6 separate regions of the Homo sapiens genome follow, and all the other regions are linked to region 1. Evidence: chromatin loops called from intact Hi-C (ENCODE). Cell type or tissue: Calu3. All regions are shown on one strand.

Region 1 (5,000 bases):
TTCCTTTCCTTTCCTTTCCTTTCCTTTCCTTTCCTTTCCTTTCCTTTCCTTTCCTTTCCTTTCCCTTCCCTTCCCTTCCCTTCCCTTCCCTTCCCTCCTCTTCCACTCTTCTTTCCTTCTTTCCTTCCTTCCTTCCTTCCTTCTTCCTTCCTTCCTTCCTTCCTTCCTTCCTTTCTCTCTGTCTTTCTCTCTTTCTTTCTTTCACAGAGTTTCACTCTTGTTGCCCAGGCTGGAGTGCAATGGCATAGTCTCAGTTCACTGCAACCTCCGCCTCCCGGGTTCAAGCGATTCTCCTGCCTCAGACTCCCGAGTAGCTGGGATTACAGGCATGCACCACCACGCCTGGCTAATTTTGTATTTTTAGTAGAGACAGGGTTTCTTCATGTTGGTTGGTCTGGTCTCAAACTCCCAACCTCAGGTGATCTGCCCGCCTTGGCCTCCCAAAGTGCTGGTATTATACAGGCGTGAGCCACTGCGCCCGGCTAGGAAGCTCCCCTTTCTATCCTGTGTTCAGCCCAAACCTGCTCTCAGTTTTCTCACATATGAGAGGAAATACAAATTTGTGCCAAAATGTAAATAACATTCCCCTTGAGACATTGACATTTTGATAGAGAACAATTCTTGCGTCTCTCAGGACTGAATCTGTGTAGTGTAATTCTGGCCTCCCTCCTCCCCAGCACATAGGTGCTCTTTATTCAGCTCAATTCCACAGGTCCATCCTGAGGCCTCTGGCAGACTGGAGGGAAGTTGGATAGCTCTTGGTCTACTCAGTCCTACACATTGAGCTTTCAGGGCTGACTGATGAAAAGGATGCTAAATGCCAGGGTCTTTAATTTAAGAAACTATACTAGCACCAAATAGCGGCTTCTTTGTATTAATCTACATGGAAATCTGCCTTTTCTTTGATGTGCAAATAGTGACCCTGATGGCTTTGCATGAAATGTCTTTCGGATCTGTCATCTGCTGACAGATTTGGTTTTCAACCTCTGGCAAGTTTGATTTAGCCACCACTTATTTACATTATTTGAGTACCCCTGGTCCATTCTGCATTCTACTGTTTGTCACCTATGTGCTCTTGGGGGATACCATCTAGGTATTTGATTGGTCTCAAACATAGCTACCTTAATAGTAAGCCGGTGCCTGTCTTTGCTCACAGGGGTGCGTCTTGACAGAGTACGTGGAGGTCGGCAGAAGTACAAGCGCAGGATAGATGCGGAGAACAGCCCATACCTGAACCCTCAGCTGGTTCAGCCAGCCAAAAAGCCATGTAAGTACAGCAGATGTGTCTGGCTTCCCAGAACACGAAATCCTCCCAGTTGGCTCTATGTACATCAGCTTTGGCATGCCCATCCCTACTGACTCCAAGGAGACTTCTCTTTGTTGGAGAACAGTGGCTCTATTCCCAAAGATTGTCTGTGAGGAGCGACAGCAACTCAGCTTATTATCTCATTTTTTCTTTTAGAGATATCTGTGGTTTTCTCTCTCCAGCCTTTTTTTAACCTAGTCATTTTGTGGAAGCATAAGCATATTAATACATAGCTTATATAGTGTGAATTTTACATTTACTGGTTATCTTTATTTGCAGAGGTACATAAAATGGATCATACTGTGATCATTAGTTCATTGGAGCTCTTAGTTTCAGATTTCACAAGAAAGTGATTTTTGTAGTTTTCACTAACTAAATGAATTTGACTGCTCAACCTCCCAATGAAAATACATTAGGGGCCTCATTAATTTGGAGCTATAGAAGTTTAACACACTAGCTAGCAATAGATTAAAACAAGAATGGGCACTACTAATAACAAGCATAGGTGGCTGGTTCCATCTGAGATGCCCTTATGGACGGTATGAATTGTTTTTAAAGAGCTCATGGTTTTATGGAGCCAAGTTGCAATTTGAAAGGATGACTGGTACATTGCTAAAATGCAAGCCCCATTCTTTTTGTCATTAACGAAAAAGAGTTGGAATATAGATTGAGGCAATCACTGTATCCTATTTTCTGAAAATCAGTTAATAGTTGTAGTGCAACAGAACTAGCGTTTTAGGATGTTTATGAATAGGGATCCTACTGGGCATGGAGGAGCGCTTTGGTGAAAACGGTTTTCCAATTTAGCTGTCTTTTTCTAAGAAGACACAACCAGCACTCATCAGAGGAAAATGCATCTGTAGCAGTTCTAGGAAAGACATGGGTAATTTTTGATCTGCCTTCAGGGGAAGAGAAGATGTCCACTTCTAATTCAGATTCTCCAGGAGGGGTCACTGCTGTGCATCATACATATGTGAGCATATGGAAATCTGTTAAATAAATAAAACAGACCCTGAACTGTAAATGAAAGGACATTTTAGCTATGTCAAAGGAAAAACAACCAGTTTTACATAAAATTAAAGCTTAAGTGAACATATGGCATAGTTTCCTTTTGCCTTTCCAAAAAACATTATGTTGATTATACCTTCAATTGTCCAATCTGGCATCTTCTCCTCAGCCTGCATAAGCTGTTTGGCATTCTGCAAATACAATCGAGGACTGCATTAAACAGATTTTGCACATTATAATAAAAAACCTCTCTGATAATACAATAATATGCAATAAACACTAATGCTTAATTTCATTAGAGGTTTAGTTTTTCTGAATTCACTAATATACAGACTGCCCATTTCTCATTTATTTTATGCAAACATTGACTGAAACCATTGATAATTTCCTCTACTGAAAGAAAAATGAGCACCAGCCCATGTGTAAGTTGAAATGATAGAGGAGCATCTATGGTTTTCTTCGTAAACCTGAGAAATTGGGAAGTGGCTTGTCAAGTACCTTTAAGAAGATTACAGCAATTTCAGTGAGCTCCATTTGTCTCAGATAAAGAGGACTCCTAATAAATCATTACTCATTATCTAAAGGCCTCTGTGTTAATTTTCTTTAGTCCATCCAATTAGTGTGTTTTTGTAACAAACATTTATAAAACTTAATTTTCAGATCCTGTCAGATAAGTGTCAAGAGACTGTGCCTGAGCTTTGCTGAGAAAGTGGCTGGGGAGGTTTCTGGACCCTGACTGATTGTGTACTACAAAGAACCAAGAATGAAAATTGGGTTCTATTGATTCTAATTAGGGAAACATTAAATAAGATTTACCTAGAAACAGTGCTGCCGGCTATTCCATTTTCTGAATGATGGGAATTTCTAAGCTTCAACCAAATTTCTCTGACCTCTCGTGTCAAGTATCCATTGACTTGGATAAAGCCAGTGCTATGTTCCCTGTACTAAAAAAAAAACAACTAGAATCATGATTACTTTCGGATATATTTTTATGCTCTTTACTATTGGATTTTCTTCTAATCCTGAGAATCTAATGGTTGCTGACAGGTTTTGTTGCATTGTCAGAGCAATGAAAGTTGAAACTTTTCCAAGCATAACTAAAAGTATGGGGTGTTGTTTCTGTAGCATACAAGAAAAATCCAAATTAAATATTAAAAAATTAATCTCTATTTAATTTTTAATTCTTTTCTAGTCAACGTAGTATTTGGGAATATTTCCTCCCAAATCTGCCTACTCAATTTGATGATGATAGAATATTATCTGTTGTGTATTTGAAATAATTATAATTAATATGGGAGCCATATTCATAAATGTTTAAATGTTATGTTAGAAAAAGTGCTAATTATAGCTTGGACAAGCCACATTCTTTCATAAAAGGAGATAAAATGAATGCTATATTTAACTCTAAGTTATGTGAAGTGTTTTTATATTGGGTTAAAAAAGTTAAAAACTTAGAGCGAGAGGCAAAGAGTCTGATAAACACATTGGGAACTTTGGCTGTGTTCACAAGAACCTCATTTAAAGTCCTGGTTTTCTACAGTAATAGTACATAGAACATTTAAATATGTGGGTTTATTCTCACCCGTTTGTATCTCCTCACTTAGAAGAAAGCATAAAATCTTAAGCTACATATAGAAATTGAAAATAGGGCCAACAAGAAAAATCATTCTGTTACCAAGACTTTACAGCCCCTTCCATAAACCCTCACATGCCCCTGAGCAATAAAACACATTTGATGTGATGCTTTCCATTTGTCTCTAGTGTTTATTTTTTGAAGGATTTTTAAAACATATATCACAAATTTCAGACAGATAAATCTGAACCAGAGAATGAACTAAGGACAACTGATGAAAATAGAGGATTAAAGAATTTGACACACAGAAGAGAAAATGACTGTAACATTTAAGGAGGAGTATTTTTATGGAAACATATTAGCTGTATTTGGAAGACTGGCTGGGTGTGTGGGGAGGGGGAGAAAAAAATAAATTCCTATTTAATGCATCCCACGGAGATAGAGTTATATAGTCAGTAATTCACCAAGGCAGAAGGGCTCTGACCTTTGCTCTTCTTTAAAGGAATTAAGACAATTAATGACTTTCATGCCCATTATGACTATAGGCATTAGTAGTTCTTTGCCTCCTGTGTTATGATCTATATTTCAATAGTTTACTGGGGGTTTTATTTTAAGCTATTTTATACCATTTAATCTACTTCACCAAATCCCACTTAAGAATCAAAGCACAAACCCAGAAAGCATCTAACTTCTCTTATCTGTTTGCTATAAAAATTTTCACTACAGGACAGACGCTTCATTCCAGCAAAAGCAGGTAGAGCAAAGAAGAAAAAAAAAGACTACATTCTATCACGACTGCAGTGGCATATGTCTTGCTATGAGTTTTCCTGCACACCGTTTAATATATACCTATTGAGCCATAATTGGAATATTTAGCGTTTATTGTAGGATATTTGGATTGTTTTTCAAAACACAAAATGCTCTAGGGTTTATAAAAGAGGGATGATACTACTAGTGATCTTGTAGTGCTCTGGTCTGATCCTGCAGATAACAAGATTGTCTCACATTTGTTGGTGGCTGAACCGGAGAAGATCTATGCCATGCCTGACCCTACTGTCCCCGACAGTGACATCAAAGCCCTCACTACACTGTGTGACTTGGCCGACCGAGAGT
Region 2 (5,000 bases), 450 kb after region 1:
CTGCTTTTTTGTACTTATTTTATTCTAAATCCACATTAGAAAAATGTTTATGATTTTATTCTTTTTCAATAAAAAAAAACAAGTGAATATCCACGAAGTACCTGACTCTTGGCTAGGTGTTGAGGAGGAAAAGCAAACCCATCAATGTCTGTGCACTTGGAAATAACCATCTGGGAGAAGAGAAGCTCCTTTCAACCTAGGGATGTCTATAGATAAGAATGAAATTGCACCATAGAAAGAAAGCATATCAACATTGCCTGCTACCAACAGATGGCACTGTTAATGGTTTGTATCACAACTGTATTTGTGGGACCAATAGATTTGCTAACATTCTCAGAAGGTAGTCTGGAAGGAGAAGAGCCTCTGTTAAGGCAGTGAAATGATATACATGCTCAATTTTGTTTAATTATCTTGTCAAAATTCCTGGAAAAAAATAAAAAAATATATTTATATGGGATATTTCGTTTAATTAAAATACATCATCTTTTACCAAAATTAATATATGTGAAATTAAATTGTAGTAGAACTTTAAAACAACATAGAGTTCCTATTGCTTTGAATAATTGGTCTTTACATTTAGTATTATATTATATGTTATATTGTTATGTATACCATATATATAATGTTATATTATATACTGTAATATTAGAGTAGCAACTGATACTCACAAAGCTAAACAACTCAGTTCCACTGAAATATACCAGATTTTGACTTAGTTTTAAAAGGGAGGACCTAGAAACAGAGAGAAAATGCATCAGTGGGTAAAATCATTTACCTCTAATGTTTTATTTCACCTCTATGGTTTTTAGTGTACTAGAGAGCTGTTTAATCAGACCATTACCAAATTGAATAAATGGCTACTTAGTGATTACTGAACTATTTAGTGATGGGGTTGGGGAGAACTCCTTTTTTAAAAATAAGCCTTTTGAATAGTTCATATAAGACCATCCTAATAAATAAAATGGAACAGAATGTGTTTGCCATGTAATAGCTTAGTGATTTTTAATTTCTGTATTGTGATGAAACAACCAGCTTTTCTAGAATGTAGCCAGTCCTTTGTTTCTCAGAAGCTGTGCACACTTGCGGCATTCAGTCCTAGTGCTGCCATAACAGAGTTTCTAAACACTAGTTCAGAAATGAGACATTTTTGTTTAGTCTCTGTTTGGGCACAGCCAAGAGTTTAAGACTGTACATGGAGAGAAACTTGCTTTTTTCTGTGGATGTAATCCAGGGGACCTGTTGAGGTCTTTAATGGGTGGCTGACAGGATGAACTGGGCATTCAATATTAAAGGGTGGTATCATAGCAAGGGGGTTACCCCAGCAGAGTTTGTAGATCAGGAATTGTTTAGAGCCTAGATCTTGGGAAAGTGAACAAGAAGCATGTTAACTAAAGATAAAAAACAGAAACCAGGTATTGTCTTTTTAAACTCTGAGCTCTTGGAGTGGCGATCATGTCTTTTCCATATTAGTATCTCCAGTGATGAGCATTGTCTGTTGGAGACACTCAATATACATTTCTTGAATAGAGTAAGGATTTACTGGACTTTGACACAGAACTAAGGTTCTGTGTGATAGAGGTCTGTGTGCTTATGAGAAGCTGGACTGTGTAGGTGAGGATGCTAAGGCTCCTGTTCCCATAGAGAAGTCCTTGAGATGGCTCAAGCTGCTGGTTCCCTTTTTTCTTGGACTTTGCAGGTATTCAAGGTGTCTCTAGTTAGAAGCTTTATGTTTTGTAATGGGTAAAAATAGTGCTAAAATATATAGCTCTTTGCTATTTATACCAAATTGAGGGTCTCTCAGAACAAATACAGTGGACGGATTTTAATAATAATAGCTAATACTTATATAGGGCCAAATAGTTCTGAGTACTTTTCATGTATTTAACTCATTTAATCCTCCCAAAAGACTTGTGAAAGAAGAAACTCTCGTTGCCCACTTCTAGAGGAGGATATTAGGTGTAGAAAAGTTAAACGATTTGTCCAAAGTTACATATAAATTAAGTGCAGAAGCTAGTTTTTGAAAGCTTGGCTCTAGCATTTGTTTTTTAATCATTAAGCCAAACATCAAATTCCCCTTCCCACACTTTTTTTTTCACTTTTACCAAAGAAATATCTTAACAAAATGACTCCTTTGGAGGAGGAATACATGCATATATATATCTGTGTATACATGCATATATATATCTATATATGTGTATACATGCATATATATATCTGTGTGTGTATATATATATCTGTGTATATATATATACATATATATATGTGTGTCTGTGTGTGTATGTGTGTCTGTGTTTCTGTGTGTATATGAGGTCAGAGTGAGGGCCAAGAAGCTATTTTTTCTCTAAAGTGGTTCATATATTGCAAGTGATTTAATTGAGGGAAGATATAGTTGTATTAGCTAAAACACTTAAAAGTTTATAAATAGGTGTGTCTACACAAAGGCAAACATTCCTCTAATTTCTAAACAGTTTTTACTTCTATTGAATTGAATATGCCTAATATTTTAGTGTCCTGATGATTAAAGTATGAGGAATGAATTAATAACCAGGTTCAAATATGTGTATTGTTACCATGCAGATCTGTTAATACTTATTAATTCCCACATCAGTGTGAACTAAGGAAAATGAAATTAAGTTGCATTAAGAATGTGCTCAGTTATATATAAAGATTTACTTCCTGTAAGAGTGATTATATAATTATATGGTTTACTAAAATAGTTATGAGATTTTATTCTTTCATTCATTTGACATGCATTATTGGAATCTTAGTATTTTCAAACTACGTATTTGGAGATAAATATTGCAGTCTGACCATAATGATAGTTTAGGTATTCCTTGGCCTGGAAGGAGGACACTAGTTCATTTTATTAACATGTTCTTTGTCTGTGGAGAGCCTCCACAATGCCATTTTAGTAAAATACTGGATCTTTACTAAACCATGGCTACCAAAGACAAAGTGTCATTCTAGGCAGCCAACAGACTTCTTGCCCTACTCCTGACAAGCAAAATAAAATAGCCTGGGGTAAGAGAGGTAATGGCCATGAGTTAAGTCATTTTCATAGTTATGCTAAATCAGCTTCCCTCAGGAGCACCCCCTTCCTTTCCTTTCTCTGTTTAAATGAGGTGGAGTATGATGTGACTATTCCAGCACACTCAAAATTAGATGTGTGATCAAGTATTGATCTTCAGGAAGTTCCTAATCCTGTCTGATGTTTTCTGTGTTAGCTTTTTTTTTCCTTCTGTCATAATGTTAGATTAGCCAGCACCTTCATTTTGTTATTCCCTTACTTTTTAAGGCAGGATTCTTCTGTACAAGAACCCTGAAGCGACCCTAATATTGTATCCAAAATGTAGGGTCAGAATCAGGAGTGGAGACTGTGAGTTCATTGTGAGTTAACAGTCTATTATTTAAAAGTGCAACAAGAAAAATAGTTTTGCTTTCATTCCATTTCTGGGACTCTAATTTTTTCCAAGGGAGTCTGGCATAAAGTATCGTATTGGTCCAATTGCTTGGGATCCACTGAGATTGTTACTAGAGAGGGCTTTGGTGTAAAACCCCAGAGTAAAATTCTTTAATGTCCTTTTGGGTCATTGAACACTTTCTACCATTATGCTTGACATGGACACCATTGAAATCATTCCAAGGTCAAGGTCACTCAGCAATTTTACTAATGCTTCAAGTTAGTGGAATTTTATTTTTCCCCCCATAATGCTTGTTTTACAAAATAAAATACAGTATATTTTAGTAGATATTGTAAGATCAATTTTTGAAATTTCTTTTATCAAAATAAATATAAATTTTATGAAGTATCTGTATGTTTATTATATGTAAACGTGCAATTACAAATATGAAATATAATTTATATACATGTATCTATGCATGCACCTGGATCTTATTTGAGGTATAAAACATGAAACTAGAACTAATGTGTTTTACAAATATACGTAAAAAGTTATTATTTTTTTAATTTTATAGAAACACAGAGTAAGTAATGATAAAAATTCATTTGTATTAAAAATATTTTTATAACTACAATTAGTACTAACATTTTGCTTTAGCCTAAGCTTAAATGCTTTATTTGCTAGAGTCACTTGTTAAAATACTAAAAATTTTACAAGGTATGAAGGTAAAATAGAAATTATTTCAAAAAAACAAAAATGCATGCTGAATTTTCTCTTTTCCTTTATAAAACAAGCAAGTCCTTTATGTAGATTTCTACAATTCATAATTCAATGTCATTAAATGGCATTCAATTTATATTTTAGACTATTATGATTTCAATTTGAGACACAATTGTTTTCCAAATGAATTCAATGTGGGGTATATTTATGTAATAGATGAAATGTATTTCATCTATTTTGGAATTGAATAAATTCAATTTATTCAATTGTTTGGAATTGAATAAATACAGTACGTATAAAGGGAGGATGAAAATGTACAACTATTGGATGTTGATAGAAGCATTCTGAATAAGAAGCATTTTTACAATAAACTCAAGTATATTTTTATAATGTACTTTTTAATAATACACTGATTTTAAAAGTCTTTTTTATAATGTACTTTCATATATTTTTTCTTGAGAAATCTTGATCTTGTATTGACAATTGCATAAATATATTTGTGCCCAGCACAATGGCTTACGCCTGTAATCCTAGCACTTTGGGAAGCTGAAGAGGGAGAATTGCTTAGTCCAGGAGTTCTAGACCAGCCTGGGCACTGTGGTGAGACCCTGTTTCTACAAAAAAGTCTTTTAAAAATTAGCTGGGTGTGATGGCACATGCTTGTAGTCCCAGCTACTCAGGAGGCTGAGGTGGGAGAATTGCTGAGGATTGTTTGAGTTCAGGAGGTCAATGATGCAGTGAGCTATGATCACGCCACTACACTCAAGCCTTACAACAGAGAAAGACCTTGTCTCAAACAAAACAAAACAAAACAAAACAAAACAAAACAAAAATAAATAAATATCTTGGTATGTAAGGGCAATTTGGGGTTGATAATTT
Region 3 (5,000 bases), 260 kb after region 1:
CGCTTTCCCTCCCCTCTCATCTTACCACCACACCATGAAAGGCCTGTTTGCCAGAGTTCCCTTTACTCAGTACATCATGTCTGGATTTCAACAAAAAGTTACAAAGCACACTAAAACACCAAAAACAAACAAACAAAGAAACAAACAAACAACCTCACAGTTTGAAGAGAGAGAGCAAAAATGAGAATGAGACTCAGACATGGAAAGGATATGGAAATTATCAGACCAGAAACTTAAAGCGGCTCTGATGAATACACTAAAGGCTCTAATGGAAAAAGTAGACAACATGCAAAAATAGATGGCAATATAAGCTGAAAGATAAAAATTCTGACAAAGAAGCAAAAAGAAAAGCTAGAGATCAGAAACACTTTCATAGAAATAAAGAATGCCTTTAATTGGATCATTAATATTTGGGGACAGCTGATAAAAGAATCTGAGTTTGAAGATGTGTCAATAGAGACTACCAAAATAGAAAGGTAAAAAGAAAAATGACTGAACAAATAGAGCAGAATATCTAAGAACTGTGAGACAGCTACCAAAAATGTAAATACATATAATGGGGAAGAAGAAGAAGAAGAGAAAGGAACAGAAGAAATATTTGGAACAATAATGACTAAGAATTTTTCATATTCCAAATGCAGAAAAATCAAAGTTAGGGAAAAATATCTTAAAAGGAGCCTGGCTGAAGGGGGAACATCTAGCCTATGAAAAAGCAAAGATAAGAATTACATTCTACTTCTCCTCAGAAAGCATGCAAGCAAGAAAAGTGGTTAAATAGTTAGGTGTTGACAGAAAAAAAAAAATCCACCTAGAATTCTGTATCTTGCAAAATTATCCTTTAAAAGTAAAGGAAAAATACTTTCTCAAACAAAAACCAGTAGACTTTTCTTGCCTTGCAAGAATGTTAAAGGAAGAACTTCAGAGAGAGAGAAAAAATGATACAGGTCAGAAAACTCAGATTTATGTAAAGAAAGGGAGAACATTAGAGAAAGAATAAATAAAATAACTTTTATTTTTCTTATCCTTAATTGATCTAGTAGATACCAGTTTGTTCAAAATTATAATAAGAACAATGTATTTCATTATTATAGCATGTGTGTAAGTGAAATGAATGATAGCAACAATACAAGACACCAGAGGGAGGAACTAGGAATACTTTATTATTATTAGGTACTCATGCCACCTTTTAAGTGGTATCGTGTTATTTAAAAGTCAACTTGGAACTCTCGCATGACATTATTTTGTCTTGATAGTTCAAGCTCCACCTGCGGTTCTCCCGTCCTCCATGCCAGGTGTCAGGGGCTGCTCTGGATGTTAACTCTTCCGCCCCATGACTTCCAGTTCCAAAATGGCGGCACAGAAACAAGCTGCCATGCCACAACCCCACCGCGCCCCTCTCCCGCCAAAAAGAAAAATTAACAAATATACATTGCTGAGATTATCACCAGAAATTGTCACGATAGTCCAGAACTCAAATATGAAGATATAACTGTTCCCAGGGCCATAAGGAAATGAGAAACACCAAGTGGATGGTAAGAAACCTGACTTTCACATTTGTAGCACTCGTTACCCCATTTTGCCTGACACCAAATATGCAGAAGATTTTCCTCCAACTCACTTTTTTCTACACTGGAAAAATTAAGATTGAGGTAAACAACCAGCTTCCCCAGCCATTCTGGGTTACCGGAAAGAGACCTGTCCTATCCATGCCTCAACCCACTGGAAGCGTCATGAGTGCCTAAAGGGAGACATATTCCTGAAGATAGGCAGAGACAAAGGGGGATGTAGGTCTGTCATCCCCAGCCTGGGAAAGTCTGCTCTGTAACTTGACCAATGCAGACACAATGTCAGAGTAGCTGCTTAGCAGCACTATGATGCAGGAGGATTATTTCACTGTTCTCCTCGGCACAAACCCTTAGGCAGCCTTCCCATACTGTCAGGATATTCCCTTTGGGACCTCTCTTGTTAAGAAGGGCACAATTGGATTGTTTACTGAAGCCAAGGCGAACCTGGGCTTAAAGCGCCCCCTATAGCTCCCTAGAGGAAGCAATTTAGCAGCAAAGACATAGATGTATGTCCACAAGAAAAACAGCAGTAGGAAACTATGATGTCTCCAAACAGACAAAGCAGGGAACCAGGGACTGGCCCTAACAAGACAGTAATATGTAAGCTCCCTGACCACGAATTTTAAAATGCAGTTTTAAGAAAACTCAGTGATCTCCAGTAGAACACAGAAAAATAATTCAGAAATTCATTAGAGAAATTTAACAGAGATTGAAATTTTAAAAAATCTATCAGAAACCTTGGAACTGAGAAATAAATTTACCGAACTGAAAAATTCACTAGTAGCTCTCACCATCAGAATGGATTGAGCAGAGGAAAGAATCAGTGAGCTTGAAGACAGAATATTTGAAAATATATGGTCGAGGAGAAAAAAAGAACACAAAGAAATGAAGATTTCCTACAATATATAGAAAATTATTAATACCTCAAAAGGCCAAATGTAAGAATTAATGGTATTCAAGAGGGAGTTGAAGAGGAAGGATTAGAAATCTTATTCAACAAAATAATAACAAAAAATTCCAAAATTTAAAAGTATACTTGGATTAGTTATAAATGTATATTATAAGCTTTATAGGGCAACCCCCAAAAAAGTTTTAAAAAGGTATAGTTGATATATTTAATACTTACAAAGGAAAGAAAATGGAACCATGTAAAAATGCTCAACTAAAACCACAAAAGGTAAAAAGTATATAGAAAACAAGAATAGAAACAAAGAACAAGGGCAATGAATAAAAAGTAGTAGATATTAATCCAACTATGCCAGTAACTACTTTGAGTGTCAATGGTCTAAATATACCAATTAAAAGAGAGAGATTGTTAGAATGAATTGAAGAATAAAACCAGCTCATTTTATAATGCCAACATTACCCTGTACCAACATCAGACAAAGAAATTACAAGAAAAGAAAACCACAGACCAATAACTCTCATAAAAATAGATGCAAAAATTCTCAACAAAATATTCAAAATAAAACTATTAAGCAATGTGTAAAAATAATTATATATCAGAACCAAGAGGGATTTATCTCAGGTTTGCAAGACTGGTTCAGCATTCAAAAATCAGCTAAAGTAATTCCTCACATCAACAGGCTAAAGGGGAAAAATTACAAGATTATATCAATAAATGTAGAAAAAGTATTTGACAAAATCAAGCATCCATTCATGATCAAAACTCTCCACAAATAAGGAGTAGAGGAGAACATACTCAACTTAATAGAAAATATGTATAAAAACCTAGAGTGAACATCATACTTAAGGATAAGAAACCAGAATCTTTCCTACTAAGATCAGGAATAAGACAAGAATGTTTCCTCTCAGCACTCCTTTTCAACAACGTATTAGGAAGGAATAAAAACAACAACCTCATTTCAAAATAAGGCAGTAAAGGAGAACGAAAGAAAAAGGATATATAGAAAATAGAAATTCCAAATAAATAAACAATCACAACAAATCTAAATGTGCTGAACATATTAGAATTATGAGACTGTCTGGCTGAAAGAGAAAACAACATCCACCTATTGTCTGAGCAGAGGCTGAATTAGGGCAAGAGAATGTCTTAATCACAAACTTTACAAAAGCACCAAAAACACCCTATTAAGCAAGATCTATAATATTTTTATGTTATATTTCAAAAAGTCAAATGATTTAGAAATGTATAATTAAAAATCAAAATTTTAAGTAAAGACACATTAGTGTTGCTTGTTTTATGGTCCTGTGTTATTTTGTAATGGGAGCTGTTGTTTCTAATCAGTCCATAATTCCTACCTACCAGTTTTATAAGGTTGGCATGTACCTGTCTCATAGAAGGTTTTACAATCGTCTAGAAACAGACTAGGCATGATGGGACATTATACACAGCTATTTTTTTAAAACTGTAGAGTGTTTATTAACTTTTTCCATTTGGCTCCAAAGATTGGTAAATATTTTCTAGTTGTATACAGAGGTTCGTATTTTTCCTTTGCCCTCATGCTGCAATGCAGCTCAGCATGGTACTTGTGCTGAGGGTGTGAGAGACATACTCAAAAAACAAGCACACTTCAAGTTTGAAAATTTAAGAAAGCTAGCATGAGCTACATAAATATTAGGCAAAACAGACATTACTGTTTCATTAAAGAAAAAGAGGCTTATTGTATAATTATAAAGTATAAAATTCTAAGTTTACATGCATCTCATAATATAGTTTCAAAAGTATAAAGCAGAATTTTATAGAACCAGAAAGAGAAATTGGCAAGTTCTACCATCAGCATAGAAGAATTTAATACATCTCTTATTAAAAATGTCTTTTTATAAAAAGAAAGAAAAGCTACATACTAGCAGTTGTCATTAGCAAGACAACACATATATAACTGACAAAGGTAACATTTAAATTAAGCAAACTATTTGAAAAACAGACAAAAGAAGTGAACAAGTAATTCACAGAAGAAGCCAGAAGTGGCAACTGAAATGGTCAATATACATGTAAAGACATGTGCAACTTTACTGGTTATCAGTAAACTAAAAAAAAAGAATGTGATAATATTTTATACTCATCAAGTTGTCAAAGATGGCAAAATCTGGAAATTTCAGGAACTGGTAAGTGGGGACTCATACACCACTTATGGGAAGGTGCTGCTGCACTATGGAAAACAATTTGCAAATGTCTACGTGGAACACTTTACAGTAGTGGATATGAAGGAATATAGCTATCACATCAACATGACCAGACTTCTCAAACAATCATACTACAGAAAGCTTGTTTTAGAATAATACATACACTGTATACACTTATATAAATTTTAAAATCATACAAATAGAAAGAAGAAACTGATAAAAGGATAGGAGGCAGGACTAACTTGCAGCTCCCCCTCGGACAGACAGAGCAGCATGTGAAGACACACATCATGAACTTTTCTCCAAGAACTACTGCAGCAACATACCAGGAAAGCCACGAGAATCCAC
Region 4 (5,000 bases), 740 kb after region 1:
AGAAAGACAGAATATATAGAAAAGAGAATATTGGGCTTATTATTATGGCTCTGCTATCACTATTTTCATTTCCTTACCTCCCTCTTCTTCCCAAACTCCTCCTAACTTCTTTACCTCTTGTAGCTCCCATAGAAACAGCTCGGTCGCTGAAGTAGCCTTTGAGTGCCTTTCAGCAAAATCCAGTTCTTCCTCCTAATTCACTTTAGCCCTCAACTGCCACTTTGTCCCTGGTTCTCTAAACATTCATTGTTTTGTTTTGTTTTTATTGGTTCCATTAAAAACCCACTTATGCATTCTGGGTGTCCTCAGGAAAAAGACTCCCTACCTTGCTCAGGTAGTTCAGTCTTGCAATTTTAAGCCATACTGATGTCTCAAAGATCTCTGGCCCTGTTTTCTTCCTAAACTCTAATCCCACATACCCACTTGCCTATTGATTTTATGTCATGATATTCACCCATCACTTCCATAACCATGAGATTCACAAGTTAATTCTTATCTAACTCATCATCTTTTCCAACACTCACTTCTGCAAATGTACCACCATCCTGCATATTATCGAGGACATATATCTTTGAAGTATTTTTAATCCCCTAAGTTTATTAAACACTGATTTTAGTACATTTTCTGTTGGAGCATCTTCTCATATATGTTACTCTTCTCCATTTCCACCACTACCACCCTGGTTCATGTTTTCATCGTTTAAGTTTATATAACCATTTTATGGAGCTGTCTTAATCCAATTAGATACAAAGAGAAAAAAAAATCCTTTACTTTTCACCTGCTACTTACTGCCTTAAACACACTGTTTTGGCTATCCTTCCCTCAATTCTCAAATACCCCACAGGAACATCTTATGGGTTTCCAATTATTTTTAGTTATGAGTCTCACTTTGATAATTAAGATTCATGATCAAGTATTAAAAAGTCCATTCCATCACCATCAAAATATTAGCCTCGCATCTAGTTCAAAGATTCTATCATTTCTAAAGCTCAGGCCTAATTGTAGCTTGCTCTTTTCTTCCCTCTTACTCTTTCTTTCCTATTCCATTTTATCCAAATATGTTCCCTTTCAATTTTATTACTTCACTGCCATCACTGTTTGACAATCACAGCTCTCCATTGGCAAGTGATGCTTTCTTGGGCAATTGTATGTTTTTCTTGAGAGGTCCTCATGAGAATCTTTGAATAGCCAAATTCCCTCACACGAGTGTTGCCCTTTATAGCTGATCACTTGTGGTGCCAAAAGAGCAGAACATTCCAAAGACTCTTCCTGCTGGAGTCTCCTCATGCCAGAAGGCCACTGTCCTGGGCCATGTACCTTCAAGTTAGCTCAAACCTAGCCATCTTGCAAGGCATCCACTTGGCTCTTGAGAAACTCATCCATCTATGCCATGCTATAGATCAATATTGTGGTATTCTAGGCTTAACCTTTCATTGCAGAACTGCTCTGGCCAATCTCTGGCCACTAGAATTCTCTAACTGAGAAGTAAGCTTTATTTCCTATGCTCATACAGACTGCCAAATTTAAGAGTTCCCTGTCAAGCTGTCCCAAGATCTCTTCACCACATTTTCCTCCAAGGACAAAAGGAGGGAAATGTGTGTTCCTTTTTATTAAAAGAACATGGGTTTTGCATTTTGACTTTTTACCTACTACAATTTATAATAAACATCTCAGTAGGATAATTAAATATTCAGTGACTTGACTTGAAAGCAAAGAATTAAATTTGTCATATTACATTTATTTCATCTTTGTTAAAAGTGTTCTGATCATTTTTGATAACCATGATCTGGAATAATATTGAAGAACTTGAGTGTTACATAAATGATTGACAAAAATGACCAAATCGATTAGAAAAAAAGCCTGTGTAAACATAACCAGATAATCTAGAGCTATTTAATCCATAACAATTTAGGTTAATATCTTAGAGTGTATGAAGATTTCTTTTCTCTGGTCAAACAAAAATGTTTTGAAAAAATTGGGGAAAAATATTAGAATGAAATGTTAAAGAATAGTAATGTGAACCTGTCTTCATAAAAATTTGATCTGACTTGTATCATTTTGATATTCACCTGTGTAAAGGTAAGTGATATCAAATTATTTTCCCTACACTCCTTTGTATCTTCAATGGTATTTTGTACTTCAAGGGACAACTGGAAGTGATGAGATCTGGGGAGGGTGAAATGCATCTGTAATCCTAACTAGTTGGGAGGCTGAGTCAGAATTGCTTGAGGCCAGGATTTGAGTCCAGCCTGAGCAACATAGCAAGATCCCATCTCTAAAAATAAATAAAGAAGAAAGTGATGACAACTGTGGGGGTGGCACAATAGTATGTAGTAGTAACAGTAATAAAATAGTAATTCTGCTGACAATATGACATAATTAAAAAGAAATAACTACAACTAGAATGTCTGAACACTTGATGAATTCATGTACCAAAATATGTGTAAAGAACTTCCAGTTCCAAAATGATGACATAGAAGCAAGCTGGCTTCACTCCTCTCCACAGAAAACAGAAACAAATGTACAGAACTGAGATTATCACAGCAATATCCCAGAACTCAAATATGAGGACAAGACAGTTCCCAAAGTCACAGAGAAGTGAAAATCTCCGAGCAGATGGTAAGAAAATTGGACTTTCATATCCACAATGCCCATCTCCCCAATATATTCAGCACCACGCTTGTGGAAAATATTTTCCTGACCCTTGATTTCTGCACTGGAAAAGTGCGATTGAAGTGGACAGTTTCCCGACCGTCTTAGGTTACCTGGCAGGAGACCTTTACCTGCCTCAACCCACAGGAAGCATCAGGAGTGCCCGAAGGGCTCTATCTCTGTGAGGACATCCAGAGACAATGTGGGGAGATGGGACTACCATCACCAGCCCTGGAAATTCTGCTCTGTAACTCAGTAAAAGGAGATGCCAAATCAGAGTGGCTGTTCAGCAGCACCACACTGTAGTAGTTTTGCTCCACAGGTTTCCTGGGCACCAATCCTCAGCCAGCCTCCTCACACTACCAGGATATCCCCTTTGGAACCTCCCCTATTTGGGAAAGGTGGTATTCTGATAGTTTACTGGAGACAAGGCAAACCTGGACCTGAGGCACCATCTAGTGCCAAAAAGGAGGCAGTGACCCAGTGAATTAAAAAAAATGAAAGAAAATGAACAGAAAAATTACAAAGAATCTCTATGCAAACATACCTAAGAAAAACCAAAGCAAGCCAGAGAAGACTGCAATAAATAACTAATCCTTCAATGCAAAGACATAGACATATATCCATAAGAAATGGAGAGAAGAGTAATATATGAGAGGATGCTCCAAAAGAAAATATACTAAAGTTGCTGTTTAATAAATTCAGGGAATTAAAAATAATTCAAAGATACATATCCTTGATAATATGCAGGACGGTGGTGTGTTTGCAGACATACAACTTCTTTAAACAGGGAAGTAGGATCTTCTCAAGCTGACAAAAGCAAGGAAACAGTGAGTGACCCTAACAAGATGGTGATAGGTGAACTCTATGACCAAGAATTCAAACAGTTTTAAGGAAACTCATGATCACCAAGATAGTACATAAGATAAATTCAGACATTTCTCAACAGATTTAACAAAGAGATTAAAATGGTTCAAGAAATTAAAAAAGAAATCTTGGATCTGAGAAATACATCTGCTGAAGTGAAAAATTCATTAGAGGCTCTCAATAGCAAACTAGATCAGAGGAAAGCATCAACAAACTTGAGACAGGCTATTTGAAAATACAGAGAGGTGGGGATAAAAGAATGAAAACAAGTGAAGATCACCTACAAGGTATATAGAAAACTACCTGAAAAGACAAAATCTAGGAATTATTGGTGTTCAAGAGGAAGGTAAACAAGAGCAAGAGGTAGAAAGCTTTTTAAAAGAAAGATTAACAGAAAACTTTGTAAAATGTAAGAAACAGAGAAATATCCAGATATAGAAAGGTCAGAGAAGACCAGATTTGATTAAAATAAGATTATTCCAAGGCATATAACAATCAAATTCTTAAAGGTCAGTGACAAAGAGAGGATCCTAAAAGCAGCAAGAGAAAAGAAGCAAATAACATATTTAAAAGCTTCAGTTTGTTTGGCAACAGTCTACTCAACAGAAACCATACAAGCTAGGAGGAAGTGGGATGACATTTTCAAAGTGCTGAAATAAAAAAACAAATGCCATATAAAAGTACTGCATACAATAAAGCTATCCTTCAAATATGAAAGAGAAATGAAGTCCTTCCCAGATAAAAAGCTGAAGTAATTTACCACTATGAGACCCATCTTATAAGAAATACTAAAGAGAGTTCTTCAAACTGCAAGACATAAAAAACTAATGCACAGAAAGAAAACATTTGAAAGTAAACCCACTGATAAATTAAGTACACAGACAAACCCAGAATACTCTAATACTGTAATTGCAGCATGCAATCCACTCATCACTTCAGTATGAAGCCCAAAAGACAAATTTATCAAAAACAATAGTAGGTACAGCAACGTGTTAAGAGATAGACAACATAAAAATATACAAATTGAGACGACATAAAGTCAAAATATGGAGAAATACAGTTAAATTTTAGAGTTTTTTCATTGTTTCTTTGTTTTTGGCAACCAAGTACAATAACCATATGATCATTTCAATAGATGCTGAAAAAGCATTTGATAAAATTCAATATGGCTTTATTATAAAGTCCCTCAAGAAACTGGATATAGAAGGTGCATACATCAAAATAAAAGCCATGTATGACAAACCTATGGCTAACATTGTACTGAACTGGGAAAAAATGAAAGTCTTTCCTGGAAGAACTGGAACAAGACAAGGATACCCACTTACACTTTTATTCAACACAATACTGGAAATCCTGGTGAGGCAATTTGTCAAGAGAAGAAATAAAGGGCATCCAAATCGGAAAGGGATAAGTCAAATTAGCCTTGTTAACAGATGACATGCTCTTATAATTAGAAAACCTAAAGACTCCACCAAAAAACC
Region 5 (5,000 bases), 570 kb after region 1:
TTCATAAATGCCTTACATTCTTAAGAGATTTCTTTGTCAAGTTACTGGTTTATGGATCTCAGATGACATAGTAGATGAAACAGTCCTTCTAAACCAAAGGATGCTTTTACTTATCCTAGAAGACATCATAAAATCCTCAAAGTAAATTTTAATTCACACTGTGTTTTAAAAATATATACTTATATGTTGTATAGTATAGAATTTATTTGGGGAGAGTTAGCAGGGGAAATATTTTAGTATACAAATAAGAAAAAAATAGTGACAAGTAGACTATCAGAATTAAATCCCAGTGTGTTACAAGTTTAACAATAAGAAGCTGCAACATTTTTCCCTTCTAAGGAAAAAAAATCTGAAAAATGCAAATGGATGGATTTTTTTTCTCCCTGAGAAGTGGGAAAAATTTGTCTTTGACCATTTTTCCTTTGATAACTCAGCTGTCTCATATGGCCTCTTTTCCTGCCATATTTTCTGGTGGACTTTTAGCACATTTGAAATGTCTGGGGTCTTCAACTTTTTTTCTATTTTAATCGTTGGGCAATTATTTTTTGAGCTCACAGTGACCTGTCCTAAAGCTTTGAGTCAGAGTTTGGCCACATTTGCAAAGATTCCATTCTCTAGAGGAGTATGGTTTTTTTCTTGCACAGAAAGGCACATGCCACAGCTGAGAATTAGAGGAAACCCACAGAGGTTAATTAGGTACCCAATCTTAATGCAATTTTCATGCTCAGGCCACAATTTAACCCATCTGAAAGTTGCTTAATTAAGCTGGTAAGAAATTATCCTGAAGACATGGGCTATTGCTATAGTCTTGTAATAGCAAGTGAGATTAATTTCCATGTTTGTTGACCATAAACTGTTGTTTATGCTTATAATGAAGAATTTGCAACTAGTTGCAACAACTTTGCAAATAGTAGTGTACTCCCATATTTAAAAAAAAAATCTAAAAATCAGTCAGCTTCCTTCTGTCTTTGGGGAAAAGAATATCGACTACTTTAAGAATCACAAAATCACTCACTCAGTATCAAACTGAAAAATCAGAGAGACGCCTAAAGAAAGAGATGCTTTAATTTTTTATCTTAGTAATATCTGTCTTACACAAAAATGAGCTAAATATCTCTGCTTTTTTACATTGTCTTATGATTTTGCTTTATTTTCTTTTTGATTTTGGTAAAATTTAGTGCCTTTTGAAAGATTTTTAAACTTTGTTGTATCAATTGAAATTGTAACTTGAAGAGATACTGAACCAAGCTTAAGTATAGTTTTCAAATATCATTGTTATATAAGGATATAATTACTAATATTTGCTAGCAAATATGGGCTGAAAACCCCTTAATGTATTTATCAATTTCCTGGAGAAGTGCTTGTCCAGTAAGTTTAAAACATTATTTGCAGTTTATTATGAAATTGCACACGGAAGTTTCTGTAACATTCATGTTACCATTTCTGACATTAGTGATACTTAATTAGGGAACAGAGAGTTCTGTGATCATGTTAAATTTGTCAAACATGTTTTAATGAAGCCTATCTACTCTGACACATAAGTAAATTATGTGATCCTTTAAGCCATTAAACATTCACTCAAAAATTGCTTTGTATTTGTTGTTTTATGAGAAACATTGTTTTATTTAATTTTATTTGGTGTTATGCTATAAACATATTGGTCACACTGTAGAAATAAAAGGCAATTGTATTTGCTGCACATCTTTTCTTCCCTAGAAGTCAGTTGTTTTGTCTTAAAGTAGTCTTCATCCTCTAGTACTTTACTTATGTTATGTGTACACATGCTGTGTGTGTGTGTGTGTGTGTGTGTGTGTGTTTAATTCACTCTGGGAACCTTTGTGCAAGGCTAACTTCAGCAGGGCTGTTTATCCAGTCAATATATGCCCTACATCTCTAGGCTCTGACTTAAGATGCTTCCTTAATTCATACATTCATACCATCTCAGTTATTCTCTAACTATTGGGGATGGCTATCTTATGTCTTAAAAAGCAAATTAAATAAATGTTAAATCTTAACACTGAAATGAATTTATTTTGGGGAAGTAAAGGTAGCACTATATAACAAAATCTGAAACTCTTATTATGAATTCTCTTTCCTCAATGTTCATGAAAACTTTTGGGACCAAGAGTGAAATGAGCATTTTTGCATCTCTGTTTAGGCTTGCACAGGTGGTGGGTGCACAGTGAGTGAGGCCAGTGAGGCCCTAACTGACGAGGACATACCCGAAGGCGTGCCAGCCCCCAAAGCCCACTCATATTCACCTGACTCCTTTAATGTCTCCTGGACTGAGCCTGAATATCCGAATGGTAAGTGAACTCTTTTAGCCTCAAGTTAAAAAGATGATTAGCAAAGGTAAATTAATATTCTAAATGGCAGCTTATATGTGGTGCTTAATTTTTAATGATCATTTTAGCACATAAAATACCTAAGATAGTATCATTGTCTCTAGTTGGGGAGATTGTGGTTTTTAGGCTAACACACAATTTTGGTGGCTCAAAAGTGCTCCCTTTTGATAGTTTTTGTGTACTGCATCTCATTGTTTAATATGCTCCAGGAGAGGTGAAGAGAGCAAACGGGGAGGATTCCCAAAGAATGCCGTAGTGAGAGTGACATTGTATTTTCAATGACTTTCTGTTTTTAAAAGCCATTAGTTCTTCCTTGGCGAAGGAGAGAGGTGGAAAGTTCATGTACATATTGTGTCAAAACGCTTTTGATTTAATAAGTTTATCTTAAAAGAGGCCACTTGGAACTCTGTATTTTTTAATATACTATTTATAAATATTTCAACATGCTGTTTTTAAACAATGCATAGATTAAACATACATATATTTATACATATTTAGCTGGAGGCAAGTTTTGTGCATTTCTAAGCAATATATATGTTTTTGTACAGTTTAGTGAATTAAGCTAGTCAGTTACGTTTCACTAAAATAAAATCTCATTATGAAGAATTTGTAATAGTTTTGGGTAGAAATTGCTTTATTCATTTAGTGGAAATATCTTTAAGGTTCATATAACATAGTACCATTGTTTCACACTGATGGAAGCTTACTTGACATTAAATTTCATTCCTCTTTGAGACAAATATCAAGAAGACTTTTAATATAGAAACTCTTTTAAGAAACTCATTACTGAAAATTGAAATGGGCTCTTTTAGCACAGCCAAAAAGAATGAAAGAAAAAAGTTACAGTTTTATTAGTTTGTCTTATGTTTACTATGATATTAATTATTCCAGCCATCTCATTTTAATTAAACTTTTGGCAAATGCACTAGATATATTTGAGGTAATGGAGAGAATTCTAATAATCAGAGTGAATTATTATCTCTGCTATTGAAGTTATTCCTGTACTATTACAAATTTTCCAAGAAAAAATAAATGGATGCCTATTTGATACCATATTAAGCAATCAACAATCTTGTTATGCTTCTTACTTCACAAAGTACCCTAGTTCATAGATGACAATGAAAATGTTAATGATTTATTTCAATTGGATTGCTGTGAAATGCTGTTACATGATTTGCATAGTAGAGCACTTCCCTTCATCCCAATTGGTTAATACAACTAGAACTACAATTGCTCTCAGAATCTTCAGCTGTTCAGGGAAACATTTTCCACATTACAAAGCTCTTTGAATGTTTTGTGTATTTGCGTATGTTTTGTATATTTGCAAGCAGTTTTAAAATGTACTCATCAAGCAAGAAGAATTTGGGAGATTTTGGAGATTTGTATTGACACTTCCATGGTATTCCAAAGTCTTGTGTTTAATTAGAGTGGGATTTTTAGAACTTTAATTGTGGTACAATGGTTAGACATTTAAAAGGCAGTTTTATTTTTTTTAAAACGACTTTTTTTGTTTTTACTACTTCTCCCCACTTTCCCCCAATTTTTTAGCTTTTTGTTTCTCTTGTTGATTGTCTAGAGAGGGATAATCTGATTGTTGGAAAACATCTTGTCTCTCCATCTGTCTTCGAAGTCCCCACACCTCTCCTCAAATACCCAAAGAATAAAGTCTAAATTTTTTAGTCTGGTATTCAGGTTACTACCAACTTGTGACTCAACCTGAATACACATTGCCTTATAACATATCTTCCTTTCTAGCCATGCTGGAATATTTATGGCTTAATGTTGGGTTGGAAAACATGGGTGGAGTCAAATAGGCCTAGAGTCAAAAATTGTTTCTGATGTATAGTGACTGTGTTACCTCAGGAAATTCATTAACTTCCATGGACCCCAATTTCCTTGATTAGAAAATTGAGATTAACAGGCTGGGCCTGGTGGCTCACGCCTGTAATCCCAGCACTTTGGGAGGCTGAGGGGGGTGGATCATGAGGTCAGGAGATCGAGACCATCCTGGCTAACACAGCGAAACTCCGTCTCTACTAAAAATACAAAAAATTAGCCGGGCATAGTGGCAGGTGCCTGTAGTCCCAGCTACTCAGGAGGGTGAGGCAGGAGAATGGCATAAACCTGGGAGGCGGAGCTTGCGGTGAGCCGAGATCACACCACTGCACTCCAGCCTGGGTGACAGAGTGAGACTCCATCTCAAAAAAAAAAAAAAAAAAAGGAAAATTAAGATTAACAATCCCTGTCATCACCCTGTCCTTACCTGTAGAAATACAACTCATTCTTCTAGGCTAACCGTAGGCCTCTTATTCCATGAAATCATTCTACTCTTCCTTAAGTTTAAAGTAAACTTTCCCTCTTCTCTTGACTATGTGAACTGTTTCTATGCCTTCATAATGGAACTTCATTCAGCCTGTGCTTAAAGTTATTTGCGTATATGTCAAACACTCCCACCAGATGCTAAGGACCATAAATCATTAATTTCTCTTTCACTCCGCAGAGCCTAACACAATGTTCTACTTTTTATTGGTACGCAATAATATTTAATTCATTTAATGTTTCTTGTGGAAATTACCTTTGATCAGTGGCATATATACTCCAAAGCCCTGGCTCTTTAATGATACCAAGAGAGATGATAGAAGTACTTACCATCCA
Region 6 (5,000 bases), 880 kb after region 1:
GACATATAAAAGTCATCCAATTGCCTGGATGTACTCTATCCAAAGTCATGGCTTTTAGATAACAGTTAATGGGAGCTCGAACTGCTTCTCACATTTTATTTGTAATCTAAATCAGAAACTCTAGGTCTCAGGTATAATCATTCCTTATCATTAAGACAAAATAAAATATAATTAATGATAAAGGATCTCGGCAGTTCAACTTAAGAATACAGAGGTTAATATACTTAAATCTAGATTCTTCTGAAGTTCTCTTTGCACAAAAAGGTGAATTTTTGATGTGACTTATTCTCTGGTTCTTGGTATTCATCATAACTAAGGAGGCAAGGGAACCCCGTGACTTGGTTGGGATGCAGAAGCCAAAACTCATCCATTTCAGGATAAAGAGCCCAGGATAAGGGAGAATCATAAATGAAAGACAAAGCCAGAAGAAATCCCACTGGCTTAGAATGAAGTTGATGGTGACCAGGAAGATTAACCCTTTCCAAAATATAATATGGACACGTAATACTCTGTTGATGAACACAAGAGTGCCTATACATCATTGTTTTGGTTCATTACTGGGAGCAGGGTAAAAAGATTCCTAAGGTCTACAGTAAGTGAGCTTAGTGAAAATACACCCCAAAGACCAGAGGGAAAGCTCTGGAAACTGCTGGATCATCAGATCAATAGACTCAAAGATGACTAAGTTGGGAAGCTTTATGCAGTTTAAACATTTGTGCAGGGAGTATCCCCACACAGCCTTTTATTGACAGCTACAGATCAATGGTAATTTTTGATCATTTTCAACTTACATAAACCTATTGACCCCATGGCCACCTTTGGGGCACTTCAAGTCATCAAAAATAATCAGAGGAGATGGTGTAAAATTGTCAGACTGCTGAAGACTCCAAGTAGTTGCATATGTCCCCAGGAGCTGAGTCGAGAGGTTAAAATATAGTTCAAATTGCCAGCAGAACCTCAACTGACAGAGTGTTCCAGAGAGTCTTGTCTTTATGTCTCATAAAATGAGGCACTGATTTGTATCCAAACTCTGACCTTCATGCATATAAAGTTAAAGAAGGAAAAAAGAGGCTGAATCCCATTGAAGATATTAGATTGCAAAGAATGGATTATTCCTAGTAAAATATTTCTTCCTGTTTTTCTTTGTTGAGTCATCTTCTTCATCTGCTGCCTAACAAAAGTAGCTGACATGCTTGTAGAATTACGTACAATATGGACGTGGACATAGAATGAACAAAGACAAAACAGAAGCAAGTGCAAGGTGGCAGGCCAGAAGTCAGGGACAACAAAAAATGTAGTCAAAAAAATCATTAGGAAGAGTGAAAGGAAGGAAAGAGCAAAATAATGGCAATAAAGGGGAAGAAGTAAGAGTATTGAATTAAGATAATCTCTATAGAGGAAAAGGAGTGAGAGAAGAAGGAAAGGGTGAATAAGAAGAAAGAGAAAGGAAGAAACGGAAGAAAAGTGAAGCAAAGGAGTAAAAGGAAGGAAAATCGTCTTTAGTGATGACTTTTCCTAGTTAGTAAGACAGAACGCTACATCTCCAAAGGAAGGAACTGAATCCAAAACATCTAAGATCCACAGTGCTCAAGCAAATATCCTAAATTTAAGAAAAATAACAAGAAACTTAGTACGTAAATGAGAGCCAACCCAATTCACAGAGTGAACTGCATCCAAATTTTGCAGCAGGATTCTAAAATAGTGAACTTTGATGTTGGAAATTCATTCAGGAGAGAATAATATAAATTATTTCCTAAAACGTCAAAGAATAAATTGGCAAGGATTATCTTGTCATTTTTATGTTTTCTTCATTTTTTAATATAGCTTTTACTAAACATTGACAAAAACCATGGCTATTGTTTAGATCTATTTAAGGAGTCTATATGTGGTTTGTGTGTGTGTGCGTGTGTGTGTGTGTGTGTGTGTGTGTGTGTGTGTGTGTATAAAACTATTCAGGAATAACAAAGTAGCCAGATGCAGCAGTGGCTTGCACCTGTAATCCCAGCACTTTTGCGCAGCCAAGGCAGAAGGGTGACTTGAGCTCTAGAGTTGGAGACCAACCTGGGCAACATAGTGATACCCAATCCCTACAAAAAAAGGAAAGAAAGAAAGAAAAGAAACATTTTGTTTTAATTAGCCACACACGGTGGTACATGACTGTAGTCCCGGCTACTCCAGAAGCTGAGGCAGGAGAATCACTTGAGCCCAGGAGTTCAAGGCTGCACCGAGCCATGATCATGCCACACTCCAGCCTAGGCAAAAGAGCCAAAAAATAAGAATAATAATAATAAATTAAATAAATAAATAAATAATGTAATATGAGAACTTGTCCTCAGTATAATTTCATGATACAGAAATTACTTTTACATCCCAACATGTGGTTATTTCTCTCCCTTTTTTTTTTAGATACATGTAGACCAGGTTAAGCAAAACAACTGTTGTAATGACCCTTTGTAGGAGTATACCCCTAAAAATTTTCTGTGCCAGGCATGCATGAACTTCAGCTTGCAACCTACAGGCCATATTTCTATATTAGATGGTGGAGGTTTGGAAGCTAGGGCATTTTGAATACTTCTGCTTTCAAGGATCTGAGCCGTAAATGTTTATTAAACGAATCTATAATGAAATCAGTTTTGTTATTTTTTTAATGGTTGCCTGGAGTGTGTTGGATGACTGAATGCCAGTTGTTAATCATTAAGTACTCATGTTACCAAAAGTGTTTGATAGTATTGCCATCTAGGGGCTGAATGGAATTCTCAGCTCTGAAATAAATTATAATTGAGCAGGTGCAGCTATTGACAATATACATATGTTTTTGCTTTATAGCCCACATGCTTTTCATGTTTCTTATGACAAAAGCTTATGAAAAAATGTCCCCCAGCAGCCCACCTTTTTTATATATAATCTGTTAGAGGTGATTACTATTTGCTTTGGAGCGTATGCTTTTTTGGCATCTATTACTGAATATTCTGAACAAAGAATTATTCTTTTTTGCATTATTAATCTTGCCCATGTTTGCCCTATTTCCACAGAAAAGGAATCATTTATCAGAAAAGAGTGTTTGTAATCGGGACTTGTAGCATCTTCAGATTTAATATTCATTATGGTCATTCTAGTTCTGTGCTATATTTATCTAAAAGGCCAATCCAATGTTATGGAGAAATAAGTTTTTAAATATTTATGATCTAACTTTTAATATTTTAAAAAAGAGAAATTAGTATTTCTGTAAAATTTGTTTCAGAGTCTGATTGCTCAGCAAATGTTTAAATATTAAAAGATTTCAAGAGGTTAGCGTGTAATATCATAATGGGACTTATTGAAATAGGAAAATTGACTTTACAAGTTTTTGATATGTGAAGGAAATTGTATTTTCTCTGCCTATGTTTAACACATAACAAGAAATAACACAGTTAAAATATACAGCCAATAATGTCAGAAAACAGCACCAAAACCTATTTCTACATTGTTTTGTTTTTGTCTAACCAGTTTGTTTGGAAAACAATTCTGTTTGATTTTGTCATCTTGTTTTAGATTTTATCCAAAATGATATTTGGATGCCCCCACACATAATTTTTTCTGATGTTCTTGGGTGCCTACTTTCAGAAATAACTTTCACTACTCCACTTTATATTCTTCTTCCCTTGTTCATCAAGGAAAGAAGACAATTGAAGACCATGTATCACATTCAAACATCTAATAAACCAAAGCAGATCATTGAATGTAAATATCCTACTAACCCAGTCAAAACTTTCTCATGATTTCTTATATCCAATGGGGATGGTACGCAACAGAAAATGCCAGTGTGTGTGTGTGTGTGTGTGTGTGTTCGTGTGTGTGTGTTTACCTATGAACACATTACTACCCCACTTGCATACATAATTCCTACTTTAAAAGGACATATCCTTTCAGTCCAGATGTGGAAAGAGCACCCCAGGGCCTTTAGAAACATTAGGATTCTTAGCTCCAGTTTAGTTATGCCAAATATGTTAATGCTGCTCTCCAAGCAGAAAAACAAACAAATTTTAAAAATCCTAATTAGGCTATCCCTTTTTTTCTTTTCTTTTAAAGCAACAAAGACCAAATTCTCCAAGCCTAGCTAACAATTACTTTTGGTAGGTTTCATAGTTTTACTTATGGTGCTTTTAACAAATGAAAATATTTTTATATCTATATTAATAATAGACTTCTCTAAGGGTGTTTGTACATGTATAGTTGAATTGGCTTGTTACTGTTTTCTTGTGTTTATTTGTTTTATTGAATTCGTAAGATATATATACATGCCAAGAGAATGAGAGAGGGAGACTGGGAAGATGGAGAGTCTTGTGTACAAACAGATTTGGAAATTAGGGGTGTTCAGGTTAACTCTCCAAACCCTTAATATTAACCTGGCAGGCAATTATCCCAGTCTCAGACATGCAGCTTGGCACCACTGATTTCCATTTTGAGCTGGATGCAGCACTGATCTGAAGCATCATGTTTTGTTTTTTTTTTTAATGTTTATATATCACACGCTTTGGGCTGCAAGCACTGAAAAGTCAAGGATGCTATCTGGTCCACTTTCTGAGTGTCTGAAATCATACAACATTGGGTAATATATTCACGGTGTCAACAAGAATAAGAAAAAATGCGTTGTTTTCTTAATGATAATTCAAAACTCTGCTGTAGTGTTTGCGCTGCTGTTGCCTACAAGCTTTGGCCATGAGGTTCAGAGAATGACTTTCCAGCAATATTGTCAGTTTCAAAAAAAAAAAACAACAACTTAACCTGTTAATTTTCTTACAGGGAACAAGCCATCAAGCCCACCTGTACGGGTTAGAACCATTCACAACATATCGCATTGGTGTTGTGGCTGCAAACCATGCAGGAGAAATTTTAAGCCCTTGGACTCTGATTCAAACCTTAGAATCTTCCCCAAGTGGACTGAGAAACTTTATAGTAGAACAGAAAGAGAATGGCCGGGCATTGCTACTACAGTGGTCAGAACCTATGAGAACCAATGG

The links. A loop is a pair of places that touch in the nucleus more often than their neighbours do. Peaks named below come from ENCODE experiments on the same cell type or tissue, not always from the same donor. Only the 100,000 strongest peaks of a DNase experiment are listed, where the experiment ranks them.
Region 2: a loop joins it to region 1, with 3 times the contacts of the local background. A loop is called at or near these places in 5 of 110 quality-filtered maps.
Region 3: it touches region 1 in a loop (7-fold over the local background); 11 of 110 quality-filtered maps call a loop at or near these places.
Region 4: a loop joins it to region 1, with 20 times the contacts of the local background. A loop is called at or near these places in 4 of 110 quality-filtered maps.
Region 5: it touches region 1 in a loop (11-fold over the local background); 6 of 110 quality-filtered maps call a loop at or near these places.
Region 6: it touches region 1 in a loop (5-fold over the local background); 2 of 110 quality-filtered maps call a loop at or near these places.

What each region holds. Positions count from the first base shown.
Region 1 is chr1:216,564,255-216,569,254 of GRCh38, reverse strand. It overlaps ESRRG (estrogen related receptor gamma), which reads left to right. Exons shown (of 7, transcript NM_001438.4): 4 at 1,157-1,267; 5 at 4,875-5,000. Among named protein-coding and RNA genes, the nearest start is that of USH2A, 140 kb to the right of the region's middle. In Calu3, no CTCF peak of the experiment used is centred here; a DNase peak (open chromatin) is centred at 2,244.
Region 2 is chr1:216,115,066-216,120,065 of GRCh38, reverse strand. All of the region lies in intron 21 of USH2A (usherin), which reads left to right. Among named protein-coding and RNA genes, the nearest start is that of USH2A-AS2, 45 kb to the right of the region's middle. In Calu3, no CTCF peak of the experiment used is centred here; no DNase peak of the experiment used is centred here.
Region 3 is chr1:216,307,976-216,312,975 of GRCh38, reverse strand. The region is part of intron 9 of USH2A (usherin); the gene reads left to right. Among named protein-coding and RNA genes, the nearest start is that of USH2A, 110 kb to the left of the region's middle. In Calu3, a CTCF peak has its summit at 2,005; a DNase peak (open chromatin) is centred at 1,995.
Region 4 is chr1:215,822,513-215,827,512 of GRCh38, reverse strand. The region is part of intron 47 of USH2A (usherin); the gene reads left to right. Among named protein-coding and RNA genes, the nearest start is that of USH2A-AS2, 250 kb to the left of the region's middle. In Calu3, a CTCF peak has its summit at 3,078 (motif pointing left); a DNase peak (open chromatin) is centred at 3,082.
Region 5 is chr1:215,990,326-215,995,325 of GRCh38, reverse strand. USH2A (usherin) reads left to right here. Exons shown (of 72, transcript NM_206933.4): 35 at 2,159-2,306. Among named protein-coding and RNA genes, the nearest start is that of USH2A-AS2, 80 kb to the left of the region's middle. In Calu3, a CTCF peak has its summit at 2,434; a DNase peak (open chromatin) is centred at 2,525.
Region 6 is chr1:215,680,159-215,685,158 of GRCh38, reverse strand. It overlaps USH2A (usherin), which reads left to right. Exons shown (of 72, transcript NM_206933.4): 62 at 4,783-5,000. Among named protein-coding and RNA genes, the nearest start is that of KCTD3, 120 kb to the right of the region's middle. In Calu3, a CTCF peak has its summit at 2,756 (motif pointing left); a DNase peak (open chromatin) is centred at 2,718.